Linked DNA regions of Homo sapiens: region 1 is linked to region 2. Evidence: read pairs that join two places in POLR2A ChIA-PET (ENCODE). Cell type or tissue: Panc1. All regions are shown on one strand.

Region 1 (4,000 bases), 130 kb after region 2:
ATGGAAACTGGAGGGGTCTGGAAATAACTGAGGAGGCAGAGCTTTACCTGATGATTTCTTGTTTTGCTTCGCTTTTCCACAATGAGAAAGGGAAGGTAAGTTATACCCAGTGAAGAACCAGGATCAAGAAGCAGGAAATGGCATGATAGTTAGAGCATAGAAGAGCTTGGCTGGAAATGAAGGGTCAAATATTTTTCTTGGAGGAGATAAAACCTAACTAACTCAAGTCTTAAGTCAGATGGTCTGAAATGCTATTGCAGGTCATGTCACATCTTTTCTTGCAGTGAGCGAGTGAGAAAGACTGATGGTTTGTCAATCTTTTTCTCCATTAAAATAACTGGCACCGAATCTGCCTTGATTTCTGCTCCTCTGAAAAGTGTACACAAACGCCCAGAAAGGAAACCTAGTAGCAAATGGATATTCAGTTCTATAGCCATGTCACAAGGAGAGAGAGAGAGAGAGAGAGAGAGAGAGAGAGAGAGAGAGAGAGAGAGGGAGAGAGAAGGAAAGACAGAGAAAAAAGCAAGCTAAATTCATTGTTAATGCTTCTGACCTGCAAAAACAAATCAGAAGATAACTCCATCCAGTGCAATAAAACACTCATCCAGGCCTTCTGGGCAATTCCCTGGGATTTGGGAACCCAGTAAGTGGCCTGATGGAGCTGACAGATGCCATGAGTTTTTAACATTTTTCAGAAGAGCAGTTAGAAAGAAATAGTACCTGGGATCTTTAATCGTCAATGAAAATGCCAAGGAAAGCCCAGCTTCACAAGAATGAAAGCAGCAAAAGAATAAACAAAAGTTGATTATTTCAACCAAAGCTACATGTGTCCTCATTTCAGAACCAGTTGAGTTGCTGGTAGAGATCTGGGCTCATTAGGGGCATCTGGTGGAGGAAGCCGGATGGCAGGAAAGCAGAATAATCATCTTCATAATCACTAAGATTTGTACAGCACTTTACAAATTGTAAGGCACTTCCAAATATATGATGTAATTTAAAATGCCCAAGGCTGAGTGAGATCAACAGAGTGAGTGTTATCCTCATTATAAATACACAGAAGCTGCTGGTGCATAAGGGACTGCCCTAAGTTATCCCTAGAGTGAGTTGTTGAATCGCTCTTCTGATCTCTGATCCATTGGTCACAGAATTGTCTTCTCTACCTTAGAAGCACAACACAGTTAAAAGACACATGCGAAGAAAACCTTCTCGTTTATTTTGTGCTAACCCAAGATGTCTCTAAGTGTCTTGAAAACTTTATTACTGATTCTAAAATTATATTTTCAGCCCATTATTCCACTGAGTGTTGGGGGTCACTCTGCCGTTTTCAAGGGGAGAGAATTAACGTCCTAAAATACTATTTGTAAATCATGAATTAACATCTTTCCTGTAAAAAGGATGGCACTGGTTAGCTACCATTCTTGAGAGAAATGAGAAAATAGTTCCTCAAATAATTTTCTGTGTTCTGTAGATTGAATAAGGATCCCAGTAGTATACTTTATCTTTGAAGGAGGAATCCCTTGGGGATCAGAAGGCAGTATCATGCTTTTTTCTCTTGTGTGGCTACTGCAATAAAAGTCATGATAATGATAACAATTACCATTTATTGAGAAGTCACTATATGCGAAAAACTGTAGTAAGTCCTTTACACACACTACCTGATCTAATCCTTACAACAAATTTGAGATTCAGGTGTTATTATTATTACCACTTTACAGATGACAAATGTGAAACTCAGGAAAGTCAAATAACCTTGTCCAAAGTCATACACGGAATAAGAAACAGAACTGAAATTAAACTGAGATCAGTTTCACTCCAAAACCATCCCCTTGCCCATGATATGCTCTCATTATAGATGGCAAACTTTACCATTTCCATTGCTGCACAAGGTGATTGCTTCTGCTCCATCCCCCTTCAACCGTTCCAGAGAAGGAACAGCTACCACTTCTGAGCAGACGGATAAAAACACTGGTTAAGTAACAAATTGGCCCCTGACATTTGAATCAGTGTTGAAACCTAAAATAAGTATAACATCATAAATCATAGAAGAATAGAACTTGGTGAAATCTCAAGTGATCATGAACTCTATTCATAATCATTCAATTAACACACTCACTGAGAATCTGCTGTGTGCCAGATAATGCGACAGATGCTGAAGACAAAAAAAAAAAAAAAAAAAAAAAATGAAAAGCCATAGTTCCTGCCTTTGAGTAATTTACATTTTTAAAGGAAATACAGGCCTGCAAACAAACAATGGCAATACCGTTAACAAGTATAATAATGAGGTACGTACAAATTAAAGAGGGGGCCCAGTGAAGAGAATGATCAACAGTTTGGGGTTCCAAAAAAGCTTTCTAGAAAAAGATGCTTGAGCTGGGTCTTAAAGTAGGAATAGGAGTTTGACAGATAAAATTATGTGGGAATGATACTCCAAGAAAAGAAGAGGAGAACATTCAAAGCCATGGGATATAAAAACACATGTAATGGGGACCTGTGAATAGTTCAACATCGCTAAAGTTTAGGATGAGAGTAAGGGTAGTAGAGACATTAGACTAATGAGGCTTGTCATGGAGGACCTTGTAGGTCATTCAACGTGAGATGATATGCCATTGAAATCAGAAGGGAGATTACCACAATAGATTGGGAAAGGGTGGACTAGGAACTCAGCAAAGCAGCAGCACCAGAAGAAATGGGTTAAAGAGGAAAGGTAATAAGGGAACCAAATCAACATAAGTTAACTTAATGACTGATTAGATGAGACAGTTTGGCAGGTAATAGGGGGTGGGGAAAAGTCATGTGGATGATATCCAAGTTCTTGGTTTGGTTGGATGACTGAACGAGCAAGTTGGGTGAAAAGACAAGGTATTCCGTTGGGAATAGTTTGAGATGGTATCTGTAGCACACCGTTGGTGAATGTTCTGCAGACCCTTAGATATGTGGAGAGACTTAATGTATCATGTGGATCGCCAAGTTGGGTCTTTGTATACCCAGCCAAAACAGAAATCTACCCATTGGTGCCATCTACCCATTTGTGCCATTTTCCTCACCATGAAAGACATTGGCATTGTTAATTTATATTGCTTCTTTCTAAGAGATCGGAGGCTGGGTGCGGTGGCTCACATCTGTAATCCGAGCACCTCGGGAAGCCAAGACAGGCAGATTATTTGAGCTTAGGAGTTTGAGACCAGCCTGGACAACATGGTGAAGCCCTGTCTCCACAAAAAATACAAAACTTAGCCGGACGTGGTAGCATGCACCTGTAGTCCCAGCTACTTGGGAGGCTGAAGTGGGAGGATGGCTTGAGCCTGGGAGGTGGAGATTTCAGTGAGCTCAGATCACACCACTGCACTCCAGCCTGGGCAACAGAGCGAGTCTCCGTCTCAAAAAATAAATAAATAAATAAAATAAATAAATAAAAAAATAAAAGAAAGAAAAAGGAAGAAAGAAAAGAAAGAAGGAAAGAAAGAGAGAAAGAAAGAAAAGAAAGAAAGAAAGAAAGAAGAAAGAAAAGAAAGAAAGATTGATTGATTGCTTGGAGCTGATTTTACATCCCAAATTTATTTATATGCCTGCAAATAAGCATGCATAGGAATTCTCTAACTCTCTTTTTTAATAGAGATTCTAGTCTTCAGCTTTAGTTTCCTACCAATCAACCATTTTATTTTATTTTATTTTTGAGACAGGCTCTCACTCTGTCACCCAGTCTGGAGTGGAGTGGTGTGATCTCAGGTAACCGCAACCTCTACCTCCCGGGCCCAAGAATTCTCCCACCTCAGCTTCTCAGGTAACTGAGATTACAGGTGCTCACCACCATACCCAGCTAATTTTTGTATTTTTAGTAGAGACGAGGTTTCACCATGTTGGCAAGGCTAGTCTTGAACTCCTGAGCTCAAGTGATTCACCCACTTCGGCATCCCAAAGGTTTGGGATTACAGGCATGAGTCACTGTGCCTGGCAACCAATCAACCATTTCTTATACAAATATAGAAAGGATCATATGGAA
Region 2 (4,000 bases):
GAGTAGCTCCCGCTAGACTCAGCACAGGGCCAGGTATAGGACAGACACTCAACAATTGCCTTGATGTGTATGGCGAAGACTGCACCACTGCCTCTAGCAGACAGCCACAAAAGTGTTTATTTTTATTACAAATATTAGGGTGTCATGAGATGACTGAACTGCTGGAAAATAAAATCATAGGGCTGGGACGGTTGCCAGTCAATACCAGCACCTCTTTTGTGTTAATAAAAACATAAAAGTAGCAGTGTAGCATTTTAAAGGGGAATTGACTTTGGACCTAGGTTCAAATATAGGCTTAGGAATTCATTAATTTCAGACCTTGGACTGGTTATTTGATATCTCTGGCTTCAGTTTTCTTGTCTGTAGTATGGGTCTGATGACACCTTTCAAAGGAATGTTATCAGGATTAATAAGGTAACATAGATTGTACGGCTACCACGTAGTAGGGTTCATTAATTTGGAGCTAGTTTTAAGAACAACACATAGATAGGCTACAATAGCTCTAAGACCTCGTCTTATATGACAGTTGGAAAAAAAAAGATATATTTGGAGAATTAGGCAAAACAAAAAATTTTTATCTACGGATATAAGTTAGAAAGAAATCTTGAGGAAATTATGCAGGTCTTGAAGGTCAAAAATTCTGCGCAGTAGAACCAACCAAGGCCAGCTTGTATTGTTGTTGTTTTGGTCTGGATGCATGTAGATCATTTTCTAGATTTTTCTCTTTTTTTTTCTTCCAATCTGGCTAGAGCTTTAATATGGAGTAACAAATATGCTACTTTGTCTATCTTTGTCTTAAGGATGTTTGGTATATTGAAGAATTACTTTTAAGATTTAAGATTTTTACTTGATGCCAAAGCATTTATTCTGATTAGATCAATATATCAACATTTTTTATTGAGTCTAGTTACCTGAAAAAGTCAACGAATCATATTCCATGCATGCTTTGGAAACAATTATCACATGCAGACTGAGCTAAACATTGCCACTGAGAGGAGCACAGCAGTCACAGTCAATAGGTCAATAGGAAAACCACACTGGATCTCTTCTATCAGTGCTCGATGGTAATGCCTGACACACTTCCTGTAGCTACATTGACACATTATTGTGATATACTGAAGACTGCATGTTTCTTTTTTATATTAGTCCACTCTTGATTTCGTAAAGAAATTTTATTGCCTTAAGATTCAGTTTACAATACTTACAGTCTTCTCTAGAAGCATTATATTACATTTCACTACACATAGGTAAAATAAAGCTAATCTGGAAAATAATTTTGTAGACCAACTGTAAATCTTATTGCTTATACACTTTCCTTAAATAACATTAGTAACTCTGCCTAAGTTAATGCCAAAAGAGTTCAAAACTCAATGCATTATACACACAGTGGTGAAAATTAACAGAAAAACAAGTATCCAATTGGCATTTTCGAGTAGCTGTTTCTGCTGTGTTTTGAGACTCAGAAACATGACTCAAGGATTTACTTTTCATCACACCTTGCAGGTCCATTTTAGTGTATGCCTTCTTCCTTAACTGAAATAAACAGATTTTTTTTTTCTTTTTAACTGTAGGGATCATATTTGTTCATTAGCTGAAGTCATTCCTTGGTTACTCGGAATTTCTGTGACAGGATTTTTTCTTTTCTTTCTTCTGTTTTTTTTTTTTTTTTTTTTGAGACGGAGTCTCGCTCTGTCGCCCAGGCCGGACTGCGGACTGCAGTGGCGCAATCTCGGCTCACTGCAAGCTCCGCTTCCCGGGTTCACGCCATTCTCCTGCCTCAGCCTCCCGAGTAGCTGGGACTACAGGCGCCCGCCACCGCGCCCGGCTAATTTTTTGTATTTTTAGTAGAGACGGGGTTTCACCTTGTTAGCCAGGATGGTCTCGATCTCCTGACCTCATGATCCACCCGCCTCGGCCTCCCAAAGTGCTGGGATTACAGGCGTGAGCCACCGCGCCCGGCCTCTTTTTTTTTTTTTTTTTTTTTTTTTTATTATACTTTAAGTTCTGGACACCTGTGCAGAATGTGCAGGTTTGTAACCTAGGTATACATGTGCCATGGTGCTTTGCTGCACCCATCAACACGTCATCTACATTAGGTATTTATCCTAATGCTATCTCTCCACTGGCCTCCTACCCCGCAACAGGCCCCAGCGTGTGATGTTCCCCTCCTTGTGTCCATGTATTCTCATTGTTCAGCTCCCACTTATGAGTGAGAACATGCGGTGTTTGGTTTTCTATTCCTGGGTTAGTTTGCTGAGAATGATGGTTTCCAGCTTCATCCATGTCCGTGAAAAAGGACATGGACTCATCCTCTTTTATGGCTGCATAGTATTCCATGGTGTATATGTGCCACATTTTCTTTATCCAGTCTATCATTGATGGGCATTTGGGTTGGTTCCAAGTCTCTGCTATTGTGAACAGTGCTTCAGTAAACATCCATGTACATATGTCTTTATAGTAGAATGATTTATAATCTTTTGGGTATATACTCAGTAATGGGATTGCTGGGTCAAATGGTATTTCTGGTTCTAGATCCTTGAGGAATCACCACACTGTCTTCCACAATGGTTGAACTAATTTACATTCCCACCAACAGTGTGAAAGTGTTCCTATTTCTCCACATCCTCTCCAGCATCTGTTGTTTCCTGACTTTTTAATGATCGCCATTCTAACTGGCGTGAGATAGTATCTCATTGCGGTTTTGATTTGCATTTCTCTAATGACCAGTGATGATGAGTCTTTTTTCATGTTTGTTGGCCGCATAAATGTCTTCTTTTGAGAAGTGTCTGTTTACATCCTTTGCCCACTTTTTGATGGGGTTGTTGTTTTTTTCTTGTAAATCTGTTTAAGTTCTTTATAGATTCTGGATATTAGCCCTTTGTCAAATGGATAGACTGAAAAAATTTTCTCCCATTCTGTAGGTTGCCTGTTCACTCTGATGATAGTTTCTTTTGCTGTGCAGAAGCTCTTTAGTTGAATTAGATCCCATTTGTCAATTTTGGCTTTTGTTGCCATTGCTTTTGATGTTTTAGTCATGAAGTCTTTGCCCATGCCTATGTCCTGAATGGTATTGCCTAGGATTTCTTCTAGGGTTTTTATGGTTTTAGGTCTTATGTTTAAGTCTTTAATCCATCTTGAGTTAATTTTTGTATAAGTTGTAAGGAAGGGGTCCAGTTTCAGTTTTCCACATATGGCTAGCCAATTTTCCCAACACCATTTATTAAATAGGGAATCCTTTCCTCATTGCTTGTTTTTGTCAGGTTTGTGTGACAGGATTTTTTCTGAAAGGCACTAGTTTTCTAATTTCTTTTATGTATTACTTTACTTATTTATTTATTCATTCAACAGACATTTATTAAGAACTGCATAGTGCTAAGCCCTGGGTTAGATTCTTGGAAGTAGTATGGAGGTGGTAGATAGTACACAAAGATGTGTAAGACTAGGTGTCTGCCCTCCAGGAGTGTACAGTCTAAGATTACGTAGAATTCGTATAAGCAATTAAACAGATATCACAGGAGCAAATGGTAGGTGCAATTAAGTGCTGCAAGGAAAGATTGGAGGAATCTAGGAGGGCATAGGTCAGATCTTGGTGGATGGGCAGAATGTCACTTTATGAAGATTCTGTAGAAGCAGGACATCCCAGGAGGAGGGAATTTTCTTTATATGAACTCTTATTCAGTTTAGTCTGATTCAATCATCATTTATTGAGTGACTGCTAAGATTAGCTACCTGGGACTCAGAAATAAAAATGAGCTTCCAGATTGAAAGATACCCTAAATGTCTGGCACAGAGGATGAAAATAGACCTGTGCTGAGGCTCATCATTGTGAAATTTCAGAATGTTAGGGGTGCATTTTTTAATTTTTCAAAAGCCTTCAGAAAGAAAATACAGAAGATAGTCATGAACTTCTCAACAAAAAATTTGTCAGCATTAAGGCATTGGAGCAATGTTTGCAATTATTCAGGGAAAATTATATTTCTGATGTGGAATTGTATATCTA

The links. Peaks named below come from ENCODE experiments on the same cell type or tissue, not always from the same donor. Only the 100,000 strongest peaks of a DNase experiment are listed, where the experiment ranks them.
Region 1: POLR2A ChIA-PET joins it to region 2 with 12 read pairs; 2 of 35 experiments call an interaction of 5 or more read pairs at or near these places.

Annotation. Positions count from the first base shown.
Region 1 is chr5:96,324,877-96,328,876 of GRCh38, reverse strand. All of the region lies in intron 3 of LOC101929710 (a long non-coding RNA gene), which reads right to left. LOC107986365 (a long non-coding RNA gene) reads right to left here and starts at 1,860. Exons shown (of 2, transcript XR_001742457.1): 1 at 48-1,860. It also overlaps a transcript of CAST not described here. In Panc1, no CTCF peak of the experiment used is centred here; a DNase peak (open chromatin) is centred at 3,966; H3K27ac peaks cover 1,674 bases.
Region 2 is chr5:96,450,630-96,454,629 of GRCh38, reverse strand. The region is part of intron 4 of LOC101929710 (a long non-coding RNA gene); the gene reads right to left. It also overlaps a transcript of CAST not described here and the pseudogene LOC102724070. Among named protein-coding and RNA genes, the nearest start is that of PCSK1, 19 kb to the right of the region's middle. In Panc1, no CTCF peak of the experiment used is centred here; no DNase peak of the experiment used is centred here; H3K27me3 peaks cover 401 bases.